Linked DNA regions of Mus musculus: region 2 is linked to region 1. Evidence: chromatin loops called from intact Hi-C (ENCODE). Cell type or tissue: heart. All regions are shown on one strand. Each heading gives the region's core, and the rest is flanking DNA. Links, peaks and the distances in the headings are about the cores only.

Region 1 (7,890 bases), core at 1,757-6,756:
GCCCCTTCTACACTGCAGCCCTGGGGCAGATGCTCACCTAGGTGGTGAGCCCATGACAGAGGCTGGAGGCGTAGGGTTGCTGCCTGCATTGTGTCGTCTCCGGATAGCTTGAGCTCTCCTCACATTGCTTGTGCATTCCCGCTGACCTGTTTCCTCAGGTGCTGTCAGAAAGAAGCCCCAAGCATAAGTGACAAGCTGGGCTGGGTTGGGCTGGGCTGGGGACAGGTGCTCCAGAATGGAGCTAAAGGTTAGACTGAGTGCAGCGACACTTGGTCTCAGGAGCCCTGCCAGCACATCTCTAGCCATCCGTGCCTCAGTTTTCTCATCTGAAAATGAGAATGACAATCATCTGCCCTGCCCCACTGCTGGGCAGATGATGTCCACAGGGAACAGAGGCTCAGTGCTAACCATGGGGCCTGGAGCCAAGAGGCGTGGCCCACGTGCCTTAACCATCGAGTACAAGTCCATCTCCTCCCGAGATGGAGAAGCTGATGCTGACTAGGTCTGCCGCAGTCTGCCCTTTACCCAAACTCAAGCCTCCCAGGTCTTCCTCACCCTCACCCCTGCGGCCAACACTCACCTCCCCCTACAGCACCTTCCTCCTGCAGCTCCCCCCGCCAGCCAGGCTGGTTGGCAGCGGGTCCCCTCCGGGCTTCAGGAGGCAACACAGCAGGCTCACCAGCAGCCAGCTCCATTCCTGGCTGGGCCTCCAGCTCAGCCTTGGAGCCCGCCAGGGGTGCCCGTAAGACATCACCCCCTGCCCCATCCATGCTCAACACACGGGCATGAGTTTTGGCACTGGCAGTACTGGGCGTCCGCTGGGTCCCATAGGGTCGCTTAGGGGGCACAGCAGTTCCTTCTTCGGCCCCATGAGGGGCCCGCCGCTTCCGAGGACCCCCTGCTGCACCCTGGGAGCTCTCGGGGGAGTAGCAAGAAGTAGACGAGGAGCTATCAGTGCTATAGCGGCGCTGAGACCGGAGACTGGATGCTGGACTCAGCTCACTACCTTCACTGGTATCTTCATCTTCAAAGAAGCCTGAGCCCTCAAGCAAGGGCCGTCTTGGGGTACGACCAGGTGGGGAATGTCCTCGCATGGGGGGCCGCCGCTTGCTAGGCCGAAGCAGGGCCAAGTCCTTGGGCCGCACAACCAGGAGCGGCTCCGTTTGGCCCGGTGGTGTCCCTGCTCCAATGACTGTGTCAAAGGAACGAAGTGTGTCATCTGAGGGGACCCCAGCATCTGGGGAGGCAGGCAGCTCAGCCTCAGAAGGAGGGTCTGTGTCGCTGCCCTCGGGAGCATGCCCACCAGGGGGACTGTCGAGGTGTGTAGAGTTAGTCTTCTCACTCTTGAAGCTGCTCAGAGTCTCCCTGTCAGTGCCACTGAAGCAGGAATCCGAAGAGCCAGCTTTCTGGGGCATGGGGTCACCTGAGCCCCTCCGGTCCAGGGGCTGGTAGCCTCCAGTTCCCCGACATTGTTCCCGCCGACTACTGGTCCTCACTAGGGCCCGGTCAGGCCGGGTCAGGGTCAGAAAGCTCTTGCTTAGCTCCTGGCTGAGGCTCCCTTTCAGTAAAGGGCTCATGGGAGTGTCAGCCACACCGCTCCCACCCCAGGGGACACCATCTCCAGCCATGGGAGAACGCTCGGAAGAATCCGTACTGGGGAGAGAGGGGTCTGGAACAACCCCTGGAGGTGTCTGGGGAAGGTCTCCAACTGTTAGAAGAAAGAAAGATGAGATGAGAAAAGGGCATGTGGCAATGCGAATGAATAGGTGTAAGGGGAATCCCACAACCTCCATTTCCCACCAAGGGTACGGGCACAAGAGGAACAACAAGGTGCTCCATCCAGGAGCACCACACGGAGCCAACTTTGGGATGATGTCATCACAAGACATCCGCTCTGCCTGCCAGCCCTGCCCACTCACTCAGTTTCTCTTGGGAGCTGAGCTTCAGCATTTCTCGATCGGCAGAGGTCACGATCACGTTGTTGCTGCCCTGTTCCCGTACCAGCTCCTTGATGTCTATAACCACATCAGCAGAGTCGTCACAATGACCCTGGGGTCCTCTTCTGTTATCCTGCGCCACACCACCACCACCCAGCCCAGAACAGCAGCCACCTACCTCTGAGGGGCCCAGAATCCTCCATCCGGGGCAGCAACTCCTGATAAGACAGGGGAGAGAGAACGAATAAACAAGCGGGGCGAGCGAGGAGCAGGCTGGGAGCAGGCCCACACCAGGGGCTGACTCCGAGGAGCAGGCTGGGAGCAGGCCCACACCAGGGGCTGACTCCCAGGAGCAGGCTGGGAGCAGGCCCACACCAGGGGCTGACTCCCAGGAGCAGGCTGGGAGCAGACCCACACCAGGGGCTGACTCCGAGGAGCAGGCTGGGAGCAGGCCCACACCAGGGGCTGACTCCCAGGAGCAGGCTGGGAGCAGGCCCACACCAGGGGCTGACTCCCAGGAGCAGGCTGGGAGCAGGCCCACACCAGGGGCTGACTCCGAGGAGCAGGCTGGGAGCAGGCCCACACCAGGGGCTGACTCCCAGGAGCAGGCTGGGAGCAGGCCCACACCAGGGGCTGACTCCCAGGACAGCGGCGAGGGGAGCCTACTCACCGAAACCTGGTTGAAGCCAAACACAGAATGCTGGGAACTGCAGCGTACAGGGGGCGTGGAGCTCACCTTCCGGAACACCGTCATCTCCACACCAGGGTCCCTGCAAACAGGAAGAAGAGCTGAGCAGAAGCTCTCAGCTGTGCTCTCTTTACGGTTTCTTCTCGCCATCCGTAACACCCCTTCCTCCTCAAGACTCCCTTCGACTGCTTTAACCCTGACTACAGCAAGTACTTAGAGCCATTGTCCCCTCAGCCTTCTCTATCCTCCAAGACACAGCCACAATCCCAAGCACAGAGAAAGGACAATCCCTGACACAGCCCACAGCCACTCACCTTGGGAGACTGCTCTCCCCCTGGGCAGCCTCTTCTTCCTGCTCCCCCATGGTAGAGTTGCGTTTCTCCACAATCTCGCCCTGGTCGAACATGGCATGCAGGCGATAGTTCACAGTCTTGATGGTAGCAAAGATGACAGCTACCACCAGGCAGTACACTCCAGCCACCATCAGGCTGGGGGGCAGGACCTGGAGATGACAGTTAAGTTGGATCCTTTCTCACAAAACCCTTGCTCCCTTGAGGGTGTACCTGCCACCACTGTAAAGAACTAGGATTCATCGGTTTACAAAACTTCATCACCCCTTCATGCAACAGTACAAAGAGCCCTGTTAGGGGTAGCCCTCTGTTTAACCGGGTAGATTAAATGAGGCGCTCAAGGTCACTCCATGCAGAAAAGACTTGGTCTTTCCTCTATATAAAACCAAAGTAAACTCTACAGTGAACTCTACAGTGACTCGCTTCACTCCACGCCCCAGGACTCAAGATGCCCATCCCTCCAGACTACACTCCCTCTCGCCATAGTTACAGGTGGTGGCAGCCTCTCACCATGTACAGCAAGAAGGGAAAGATGAGCAAGAAGATCCAGACATAGAGATGGAAGCAGTTGGAGAAGGTGCTCTGATGCGGATCGAAGAACCATCCCCCAGTGAGCGAGGCCCACACCCCCTGGCGCAGGATCTGCAACACCTGAGACCCCATGGCCCAGCCGCTGCTGCGCACGCCCTCCTCCCGGGACCCTCATGGGGGCGGCCCCCGGCCCATGCCCCGCTGGCGCCCGAGGGTCCCGGGGTCCGACTTAGATTTCACGCCATGGCCTCCCCCAGACGGGGGAGGGGATTGGTAGGGTGAGGGCACAGGCAGGGGGCGGGGCCGGCCCAGGCAGTCAGCGGATCAGGCCGGGATACTGGGGTGGGACTGCATCAGAGGCGGGGCCTGGGCCCCCTCCGGTGGCCCAGAACTGTTGTAAAGCGCCGAGCCTGAAAGCAGGCGCAGGGCAAGGGCTGGGCACCCGTCGGCGGCATCCAGAGGTGGGCGTGGAATAGGTGCTCTCGGAGTGCCAGTGATAGGTCCCTTGGCTCCGGACCGGAGAAATCCTTGGGACCCTGAGGTCCACTTCCGGGGTCGCAGGTCACTCGCTTGGGGCTCTGCGTTCGCCCCGCTTCTACCGGTGCCGGCGCAAAGGGGAGGCCGGAAGAAGGAGCCGCGAGCTGCCAGCCTGCACTGGCGCATGCGCCCGTTAGAACCTGTTGGGACCCGGAAAAGGAAAACCTGGCGGCAGAAGTGCGCAAGCGCGGAGAAGTAGCGAAGTGACGGGATGCAGAGGTATCTTAGGCGCGCGCGCAGTCAAATTCTAGAGCCACCAAAATATGGGACGGCCGGGTGAGTCGCCATTGGGTAACGACTTGATGACTGGCGCAAAGCTTTTCCAATGCGTTACAGGAGGCGGGGAAAAGCTGGAGAATGGGACTCCTCACGGCTACTTCCAGTTTGCGTTACCGGGTCACACCCCCGACTTGGGCCGCCTCTCCTTAGTGCGAGACCGTAAATCATGGTTGTCGCTTGGCTTACGCCTCTACTTCCGGGTCAGAGCTTAGCCGAAGCAGAGAGTGATCCTGATCAGGCCTGAGTAGTCGAACAGGATGACATAGGCTTTCTTAAAGTAACAGACACAGGACAAGTGATGAACTAACGAAGAGGTTGTTGAAGGCCCTTCAACTCTGAATCTAATCCCGGGCAAAGTTCTGAACGACAGTTTCAGGTTTTTGCCTCTCGGGTGAAAGGAAGATAATTTTAAATGGTTCCAAGAGCTTCAAGTGTAAGCCGATTTTGAAGTCCCAAACTTCTCTGTTCACATCCCCCTCTAGCACTGAAAAGCAGGGTATCTTGTTATTTCATATATGGAAAGAACGAATCTTAAAGAGCTCTGCAACTTCGTAGCCAAGACCAGATTTTGGTTTTGAGGCAATCACAAGGGTGATTTGGCTGATGAGAATTCAGACACAAGGATTCTTCTCTGTCTTTGCAGAGATCCACTTCGACCGTGAGCAGAGGAGCACCTAACGTAAGGCTTAGAGTTGTGCCGGTGTGTTTGGGGGCGGGGGAGGCGGGAGGAACTACCTGGCCCGCCTTCTACCTCTCTTGGCCAACCTCCCCGGGAACTCCCGTGCACAGCTGCCGGGAGCCTCCGGGAGGGGAGCGGTGCAACCCGCCCACGTCATCTGATGCTGTTTCCTGCAGGAGGGAGAAGAGCGGAAAAAAGTGAAACTCCACCCTCCACCTCTGCCTCCCGCCCCCGGGGCCAAAGTACAAAGGGAGGAGGAAGAAGGGACCGGGGTCGGAGCTGTCGGGGCCCAAGGCACTAGCCCAAGAAGAGGTAGCTTCGGCTCAACTGGGGACTTTCTCTTACCTCTTGTGCCTGGAGACAACAACCAGAGTCCGGGCGCTGACCCTGGCAGGCCCCACCTTACGGTAGGCGGGCGCTGAAGCCAGGTTCCCAGGACTACTTCGGAACTGAGGGACTCTGCTGCTCCAATTCAGCCATGGTGAGGCGCCGGAGGCCAGTGGGCCCCACCCCTCCAGCCTGACCACACTGCCCTTGGTGCCCTCCTCCAAAAGCCCGAGATGCGGGGGGCCGGGAGGCGACACTCCTGGCTCCCCAGAGAGGCGTGGGTCTGGGGCTGAGGGCCAGGGCCCGGATGCCCAGGTTCCGGCTCTAGGGCCTCACAAGCCAGCGGGGGTGGATACCACGGGCACCCGAAGAAGGTCCCCCACACATTCCAACGCCGGCTCCCTGCCATGGAGCCCTTGAAGAACCTCTTCCTCAAGAGCCCGCTGGGGTCATGGAACGGCAGTGGCAGTGGGGGCGGCGGGGGTACCGGTGGAGTCCGGCCGGAGGGGTCTCCGAAGGCAACAGCAGCTTATGCCAATCCTGTCTGGACAGCCCTGTTCGACTATGAGCCCAATGGGCAGGACGAACTAGCCCTGAGGAAGGGCGACCGTGTGGAGGTGCTGTCCAGGGATGCAGCCATCTCAGGAGATGAGGGCTGGTGGGCGGGCCAGGTGGGTGGCCAGGTGGGCATTTTTCCATCCAACTATGTATCTCGGGGTGGAGGCCCACCCCCCTGTGAGGTGGCCAGCTTCCAGGAGCTGCGACTGGAGGAGGTGATCGGCATCGGTGGCTTCGGCAAGGTCTACCGTGGCAGCTGGCGAGGGGAGCTGGTGGCTGTGAAGGCAGCCCGACAGGACCCTGATGAGGACATCAGTGTAACAGCTGAGAGTGTTCGACAGGAGGCCCGGCTTTTTGCCATGCTGGCCCATCCCAACATCATTGCCCTCAAAGCTGTGTGCCTGGAGGAGCCAAACCTATGCCTGGTGATGGAGTATGCAGCTGGTGGGCCTCTTAGCCGGGCCCTGGCTGGTCGGCGTGTGCCCCCCCATGTGCTGGTCAACTGGGCTGTGCAGATTGCCCGAGGAATGCACTACCTGCACTGTGAGGCTCTGGTGCCTGTGATACACCGAGACCTGAAGTCCAACAACAGTGAGTTTCCAGGGGCATGAAGCATGGGCACGGGGAGGCTCGGAGCACGGCCCAGCCGAGGCCCAGGTGCACACGTCTCCTAGCTCAGCTGAGCCTAGTTAGGGAGATGCTGGCCTCACAAGCTCCTTCCTGAGAGGAGTATTAGATGTCCAGGGAATACCCGTGGCCTATCAGTGACCCCCAAAACAGGAATCCCCGGAACCTGGCAGAGTTCTGCCTCTGTCCTGGGAGTCCCTAGTCCCAGTCTTCAGCTGAAGTTTTGACAAGTTTTCAAAACTGAGCTCTCTCAGGCGGCCCTTCAGCACCCTGCTTTACCGTGGTCACCACCTCAGGGAAGTCTTCTGGAAGCTGCTCCTCCAGCCTTCCCCTTCCGAGATTTACAAACGTGGTGTTGCTTCCCTCCCTCTCCCATAGGCAGCTCCTTCAGGACAGAGATCTCAGCAGGGAAGACCCTCCTCCCTGCTCAGAGACTAAGGCTGTTCCATCCCACTCTTTCCTGCCTACATGTTCTCCGGCCGATTATTTCACCTCAGAACCTCAGTTTCAGCCTCCCTAGAATGGGAACAATGAGACCAGAGCAGCTTAAGGACCTTCAGAAGCCCTGACCCAGGATGCCCAGCAAGCAGGGGTCCCCCAGGCCAGGGATGCAAATATGAAGGGAGACTCCATCTCTCACTATCTCGGACTCCCATTCGCTGCCTGTCATAGGCCCAGGAAAAATTGGTGACAGGTTCAGACAGCTTCCTGAAGTGGGCAGGCTTCAAGCCAGTCCAAAACAGGCAGCACTTAGTGAAGTACTTGGTTGGGTGGGTGTCTGGGCAGGGCCTGACCACAGTGCAGGCTCAGAGGCAGAGGTCAGCAATGTGGAGACAGCGGGACCTGGGTCTGCTGGAGCAGAGGGCATGGGCTGGGGACAGTAGGAAATGTAGTGGACATGGTCCTGCGTGACAGGAGAGTGCAGAGATTCTTAGGGGCATCAGCACGGACATTTTGAGCATCTTGGCCTCAGCTACTGTAAAACAGGGGCCAAAGGAAAGCAGCAGCAGAGCCAGGGGACCCAGTTCCATGTCAGCTGACCACCCCCTATCATCTAAGAGCAGAATGGGTGGGCCCAAGGCATATAGGGACCCCCACACATGCTCCCTCCACTAGCCTGAGGGGGATTCCCCGAAGGCCCAGGGGGTGGGGGCTCCTGTCTTCTGTTTTTCCTCCGTTCTCCTTCCAGAAAAAAATGGAACAATAGTCCAGGCCCCTGCTCCCCACCCTCCACACCGCTTCCTGTGTTTCCTGCTGCCCCTGGGCTGGCTTCCTGCCCCAGCTCCAGCTCTGTTCCCTCCCTGGCCCAGCTGCCTGCAAGGGAGGAAAGAGCTGGGGGTGGAGGGGTTTCGGGAGAGGAAGGAGCCAGGGATTGCC
Region 2 (7,052 bases), core at 992-5,991, 200 kb before region 1:
GCCTAAAGCCAGCGTGCCGAGTGCTCAGGCCTTCCGCCTCGGCCAGCTTCTGAGCCAGCTCCAGACCCTCTGGTGTGAGTGCATACCTGGGAGGTGAGGGACACATGAAGTTCCGTCTTCTTTATCCCTGGCACGCTCTCTTTCTGTCCATTAGGTGAGCCTGGATAGAAGTTCAGTGGCTCTCCATCTCCTCTGTGTCCTTGTCCCTCAGGTCAACTTCCTCAGGACCTCCCTAGTTGTGTCTCAGCTTTGTGATGTGTCTCCCAAGTCCTTCCCCTGTCTTCACTCAGCACCACACCGTCCTCCCTCCCCTCAGAGGATTATACTTTCCAGATCTCCAATATCAGGCTCTTTAGCAGGCAGGCTGGCCATCCCCAGGCTCAGTAGCACCAGGTGTGAGATTTTCTGGGCCATGAGAGAGGCTAAGAATGTCCTAATTCCTGCATGTGTCCCATCCCTGCCTTGTGTGCTCCCTGCTGCTCGCCCAACCTGGCTGGCCGATGCGTTCCAAGGATGAGGTTCCTATGGAGGAGGCTCCGGAGGGCAGGCCAGGGTTTCGAACTTCCAGGCACTACCTGTGAAAGGGATGGAGACCCTCAGAGAGTCCCTAATACTCCAAGCCTACACTTCCCGGGCCCCTAGCCATATGCCACATTTGGATCAGGCTGCATACCAAGGGTGCCTGCCATGGAGGGAGAGCTGCCATGGGATCTACCTGCCCACTCTCAGAAGATGCTCACCCTGGGGGTCTTCTGGGCACACTTCTGCAGCAGCTCCTCTTTGGTTAGGAAGCTGTGGCCATCAGAATTCTGAAACAATGGTTGAAGTGAGCGTAGGTTCAGGTCCAGCGCTCCTCCCCCTGCTATGCGGTGGCCAGTTTGCATGCTGTCCAGGCATATTTCTGTGAGCCTGCTGCTTTGCCCCACCCACGCGCCTGACTTGCTCACCAGGTGCTCCCTGTAGAGTTGCAGCAGGATCTCTCGAGCACCTGAGTTCTGAGCTGGCCAATAGCCAACACTGGTGCTTCCTGCTTGAGGCTGGGTGGGAACCTGAGAGAGACAGAGGGGCTCGCTGAATTCCAATGCCTGTCAGCTGAGGTTTCAGCAGGCCCCATGGGCCTGGCGAGGGAGATGAGGCTACAAGCCCTAGTAAATCTGGAATGTGATGGTGGCCAGAGCAAAAGTTGGGGGTATGGCCCAGGCCCAGGCCCAGCCCCAACCCCTGGAGAACAGTAACATGGTACACGTCCCACAACTTCCTGGGCTGGATCTTTTGGCAGCTCTCTTTGGGAGTCTGACTACCGTGATCCCAATAATCCTACTTAGGATTTAAGGTGGTGCCTCTCAAAGAGGGTAAGAGACTGTCCCAAGCCAATCTCAATCAATAAGAGCTGGATCCAGGGCTGTTCAACCCCTCAAACCAAGAAGTCTACAATCAACGACCCCTCCCCCCATTTAGCTTTCTACTTCCTTTCCCAATCCTCACTGGCATGGAAGAGTCCTGGACTTGCTCAGGTGGCCCTTTGCTGGCTCCCTTCTTTCCAGATGGTGAGCTGGGGGCATGGTCACCTATAGAGATCAGAAGAGAGTTAGTCCTGCACACAGTCTGGCTGCCCGGAGGAGCTTAGATGGAGTTGCTCAGTGTGTGAATTTGAGTGTCATATTTTAAAACGTTTTTGTGTTTTCTTGTATGTGTATGAGTGTTTCACCTGTGAGTATGTCTATGCATCACTTGCATGCAATACTAGAAGAGGTCAGAAGTAGGGGCTGGATTCCCCCGAATTGGGGTTTTGGTTTGGAAGCAGGGGCTCACTGCGTCAAGCCCTGGCTGACCTCAAACTCACAAAGATTCTCTTGCCCCTGCTTCTTCTGGGTGTTGGGATTAAAAGTACAAATCACCATGCCCTACCCATGTCACTTTTTTTTTTTGGAGATAGTCTCAGATAGCCCAGGCTAGCCTCGAACTCACTATGAAATTGAGAATGCTCTTGAACGCCTGAGTCTTCTACCCCCACCTCCTAAATGGTTACAGACTTGTTTCACAATGCCACCAATCTCAGGCGGCTAGCTCTGTTCGTTGAGAACCAGGAGGCTTAGGGAGCATCAACAATCACTAGTCGTGGGTCGAACAGCAACCACGTTGTGAGGGGGTAATTTGAAGCCAGAGTAGACACAGCCTGCACCTAAGAAATTTAGGAGACACCAACTCCCTGAGGTGCTCACCGCCTGATGCTAGGTGCTGCTTCAGCTTTTCGTCCAGCATGCGGCAGAGCCTGTCTCCGAAGTGCTGGAGTATCTTGGCTTCCTTCCCGCTGCGCAATGGTAGCGGGTACCGTTGGAGGGAGCGCAATGCCTGGCGAACACAAGGGAGAAGAGAGCTTATCAAACTAGGATTCACGGATCACCTGACTCTGCCAGAGCACTGTCACCAGAAACAGCTGGGACTCACCTTTTGAAACACGAAACGCGTGTGGCGCCCCCTGCTGGCTGCCTCGTCCCGCCACTCGGTCAGCCAACGAACGAAGAGCGGGTTGGGGCAAACGGGCAGCGGACGCTTCCGGCCCAGGCGGACCGGCTCCGCCATAAGAACTAGACTGGCTCCTTCAGAGTCTCAAAAAACCCCTGAGACTAGGATCGCGACAATTCAGTTGGTATAAGAACACTTGTTTGAGGGTAGGGTCTCTCCAACCTAGCAGGGCACCAGCTCATGGAATGACCTCCTTTCGCCATGTACTATGCAGTAAGAGGCTAGCTCGGTTTGCACGGCCTTTCCTTAGAACCGCCCCCATTCGCCCGCCGGCACCAGCCTTTTGGACAGGCCCCACCCAGGCCATGGAGCTTTGACCCACCCTTTCCTCTCACCCAAAAATTCGAGAGCAGACTCTTTTTTTTTGTGTACTGACTGTTAAAAAGGAGGACAGCGCCCCCTGTGACTGGGAGGGCCGGTGTGGGGGTACACTCAGAAACCTGAACTTGGCTTGCTTCAAGGTCTCATAAGGCTATTTCAGGCTCACTATCGTAGAAGAGGCTGGGAAAAAGAGGGCTTAAGAAAAGTGGAGGAGAGGGACGGACACAAGTCCAAGAATATTTGTGGGAGGGACATCTTAAAGGGGTACAAGGAATGAAATAAAGCTAAGGCAGAAGCAGAAAGATCTCGAAATGTGCCAAGTCGGGGATATTTGTGCACAGAAGACTCAGGCTAGGTGAATGGCGAAGATGTGTATTTAATTCCTCCCTTTCAAGGAGGAATAAGAGGTGTATCCTAGAAGGTGGAGAGTTCGAATGTGGGCACATGGTTGGATCCCGGGGATGCTAGTTAGACACTTCGCTTCTGTGGCTCATTAAAAGTGAAGGAGCCTCAGGGAGGATGAAGGTGGGAACCTTGCTGGGGCAGGGATGTCTCAAGCTGAGGGACACAGGGCTCAATAGAACATAGAGGTCCCTTCAGTGTTTGGAACAACGCACGGTCTTCAGCTGTCACGCTGTCACTCCGGAAGTCGTCGGGAGCCCAATTCGCAGACCCTCTTCTCAGTCTAGCTTTTGTGCACCCGCCTCTTTCCTCAAGCAGCCTTATAAGGAGCCTGCAGCTGGCGCTTGGACTGGGCACGCCCTCTGGAGGCTTATGCCCTAATAAGGACATCTAGGGCATCCCGCGACCAGGGGCGGAAGGAGTGCGTCTCCAGGGTAACTGCGTGGCCCCTCCCCCCGTTGCTCTGGGAAACTGCTAGTCTCGAAAAAGGTGGAGCCAGCCTTCTCCTTAGGAGGGGCCCTTGGGAGAGAAGGGGGTCAAGCTTCGGCCTCCACCTGGAGCTCCAGCAGTGTAGCCCACGGGTGCAGTCACCTGGAGCTCCCGCAGTGTAGCCCACGGGTGCAGTCTGACTACAATCCCCTGACTACAACCCCCGGCATCCTCTGCGTGCTGCCTCGCTCCTGGGGAAGCTCCTCTTTTACACCCTTTATTCAGCTTGGGGAGGTCAAGGGCCCCGGTTTCCTTTGCCTCTGAGTTGTTTGCGACTTTGCCCTTTTTTTCTAAGGCCATGGTCATTGTTTCAGGTCAGAGAAATTCTCCTGGAGTTCCCACCCCAGTTTATTTTAAACTTTTGCTTTCATATAGATTCTCTTCAGTCTTTGTGCTAAAATGATCATAAACCTATCAACTCTGGAATTAAATTGAAGTATTCCTTTTCCTGTATCGTAAAAGAAACATAAAGAAGTTTTTTTTTTGTTTTGTTTTGTTTTGTTTTGTTTTTTGATTTTTCAAGACAGGGTTTCTCTGTGTAGCCCTGGCTGTCCTGGAACTCACTTTGTAGACCAGGCTTGCCTCGCACTCAGAAATCCGCCTGCCTCTGCCTCCCGAGTGCTGGGATTAAAGGTGTGCGCCACCATGCCCGGCCATAAGGAAATTTTTAGTGCACAACTCTTCACCCTTCCCCCATGAATTACGTTTGATCTAACAATTTGCCAAACGTCTTTAGACAACGCCAAAGCTCTCAAACTTTTTATGTTAGCATTTCCTGTTTTTTAAAAAATCCTATTTGTTGAAATTTTACTCCACGGGAGCATTTCTATTGGCTTGAAGACACCGTTATACTTGGCGATTCTCTTTTCTGTGAGAGAGGATCCCAAGCTGATGATTCAAAATCTTTTTTCAGGAACCATAAAGAACAAAAAACCACTTAATTTCTGGGATAAAGAAAGTAGAGAATTATATTCAGGTCATTTTTATCAAACGATGGGCCTCTGGCTCAGAGCGTTTTTTGGTCCATTGCACCAATGGGCTCACTCTCCGTGCAACAGCCCACGCCTCTCGGCCTCCGCCTACTCTGCGCCTCAAGCTCTGCGGAACCCGGTAGCAGCTAGTTCTATTTCGGTGCAAAATCCTCGGACTTCACTTCCCGTCGGCCCGCGCGGCAAGCGCCGGAAGGCCGCCCCGCCCCTCATTGTGCGGCTCCTACTAAACGGAAGGGGCCGGGAGAGGCCGCGTTCAGTCGGATCCCGGCAGCAGCTGCGGCGGCTCAGGTCTTCAGTTGCTCTTTCTGTCTCCCTTTCGTTTCCGGAAACATGGTGAGCATTAGGCCACTGCGCCCGAGGGAAGTGGGTTCGTGATCCGTCGCTTGCGCGCCGGGCGGGGTGGGGGCGGCAGAGAAGCGGTCTTGGTATCCCATCCCCCAGCACCCCGAGCGAGATTAAGGGTCTCATTGAAGGGCAGGCCGCGCGTGCGCGCCTCCGGGCGCTGGGAAGGGCCGATTCGGACGTCGCTCGCGCGCCCCCTGGCTCCTCTCCCCTCCCCCATCCTGCCTTTGCGCCAGCGCGGCCACTGGCCGTGGGGGAGGGGTCCAGTGTGCGGGGCCTCGGGCAACGCTCGCTGGTTCTCGATGGCGCGCGCTGGACCAGAGCACGCGGCATCCAAACCCTGGCCCGGGGCCGCTAGGGAAAAGCGCGCGAGGTGTCGGCGCGCGCCCCACCCAAGGGCTGTTCCCTTCCCCGCATCATCCTCCCTCTGCGGCTAGGTTGGTCTCCACAGCAGGTGGCAGGGATTCCGCCGTCAGGGCGGGGCGGGGGCGGCCGCGGTGTGGCTCTGGGAGATGCTGAGGCATCGGGGAACCTGATTGAGACGCTGGTTCTGGAGCCTTCTTGCAACACGAGTCACGGAGTGGGTTCCTGTACAGGCTATCGCCCCACTTCTAGAAAGAGCGATTACACACTCCATTCTGTAGTCACTGTACCTCGGGCTAGAGCTAGAACAGCGCGTGCGCACATGCTTGGGCCCTGCCATCCCGGCTGCAGCTCTAGCCGAGCTAGGCCTTTTGCTGCTCTGCCGGATGGGGCCGAGGGTGGAGCCGCGTTTAGGGAAGTGACCGAGGCGGGTACCGCCCGGAAGCCACCAGCTTTTATGCTTAGCCTGAGGGCACGGGAAACTGTTTTTTGGAGTGAGACTGGCCAGAGCTACCTCTCCAGCTGACTGCGTTTACGCCTATTCCTAAAGGCGAGCCTTAGGCGTTGAGACATCTGAGGTCCGGCCGCCTCGCTGCCTCTGGGCTACGAGTGTCTCTTGGGGAGGCCCTGAACCTAGTCCAATCTTTCTCCGCCTACTCCGGAAGCGGGTGAATCACGTGGCTAGCTTCCTCTGCAGTTCCATGGTGGTGGTGGGGAGGGTTGGTTGTAGATTTCTGATTGGGTCGTCCCCCAGGGCCGTACAAAGCAGAAAGTTTTCGGCGATTTGGGGCATCACAGTTTGACCTATTAATTTGTCAGTCTTTTTTTTTTTTTAAAGGACTCACCATTCTTGGATGACAGGGAGTTGTCCAGCAGGGCCTTAATTAAGGGTTGTAATTCTTGTGTATGGGAGATCTCGGCAGGAAAGAGTGTCATTTATACAATGACTGCATTTCTAATGAGCAATAAACTACCGAGCAGCTCTTGGTGTCTGTGAATTTCTGGTGTTCTGATTCTCTTTCCTGGAGATGAGACTATGGCCCAGGAGTTTGGTGTTTTGTATCTATCCTATGCTGGCATTTTAATCAGTATCTTTCGGGTTCTTTGAATCTGGTGTTCACAACTCAGCAAGTTTTTGTTTTCTTTTTGGCTTTTTTTTAAGAGACAGGATTTCTCTGCATTGCCCCTGCTGTCCTGGAACTCATTCTATAGATCTAAGACTGGTTTCAGACTAAGAGAAAGGCGTGTTCTACCACTCTTGGCTAAGGTCTTCTTTTTAATAAGTACTGTTCTAACATTTATGGGGATGTTGAACTAGATAATTGGATCTCTCCCTTGCAGGAGGTTTGTCCTAACTAGTTCTTAGATGATGAATTGGATAGGGAAAAAAGTCTGCAGGGACATTACTAATCTGTGTGGGGCTGAGAAGTGTGTTTGTTACTCTGACTGAGGTTTCCTGTAACTGCAAAGAATACCCCAGAATCCTTTCCCTTACAAGGCGTATTTTTGATTTGTCCCTCAGGCCTCTGGTGTGGCTGTCTCTGATGGTGTCATCAAGGTGTTCAATGACATGAAGGTTCGCAAGTCTTCAACACCAGAAGAAGTGAAGAAACGCAA

The links. Hi-C counts contacts between places; a loop is a spot of excess contacts. Peaks named below come from ENCODE experiments on the same cell type or tissue, not always from the same donor. Only the 100,000 strongest peaks of a DNase experiment are listed, where the experiment ranks them.
Region 2: a loop joins it to region 1, with 6 times the contacts of the local background. A loop is called at or near these places in 1 of 42 quality-filtered maps.

Annotation. Positions count from the first base shown.
Region 1 is chr19:5,684,512-5,692,401 of GRCm38, forward strand. It overlaps Pcnx3 (pecanex homolog 3), which reads right to left and starts at 4,397. Exons shown (of 35, transcript NM_144868.3): 1 at 3,486-4,397; 2 at 2,940-3,127; 3 at 2,608-2,707; 4 at 2,116-2,155; 5 at 1,920-2,015; 6 at 581-1,708; 7 at 38-161. The coding sequence starts at 3,638. Map3k11 (mitogen-activated protein kinase kinase kinase 11) reads left to right here and starts at 4,620. Exons shown (of 12, transcript NM_022012.3): 1 at 4,620-4,755; 2 at 4,966-5,001; 3 at 5,178-6,477. The coding sequence starts at 5,736. In heart, for the core only: CTCF peaks have their summits at 4,218 and 5,474; DNase peaks (open chromatin) are centred at 2,675, 4,420, 5,200 and 5,910; H3K4me3 peaks cover 4,196 bases; H3K27ac peaks cover 4,062 bases.
Region 2 is chr19:5,485,540-5,492,591 of GRCm38, forward strand. Mus81 (MUS81 structure-specific endonuclease subunit) reads right to left here and starts at 2,840. Exons shown (of 16, transcript NM_027877.4): 1 at 2,449-2,840; 2 at 2,223-2,352; 3 at 1,486-1,568; 4 at 948-1,049; 5 at 741-809; 6 at 490-575; 7 at 1-86. The coding sequence starts at 2,583. It overlaps Cfl1 (cofilin 1, non-muscle), which reads left to right and starts at 4,916. Exons shown (of 4, transcript NM_007687.5): 1 at 4,916-5,063; 2 at 6,958-7,052. The coding sequence starts at 5,061. In heart, for the core only: CTCF peaks have their summits at 2,475 (motif pointing left) and 2,949; DNase peaks (open chromatin) are centred at 2,832, 3,632, 4,912, 5,832 and 2 weaker places; H3K4me3 peaks cover 4,115 bases; H3K27ac peaks cover 5,000 bases.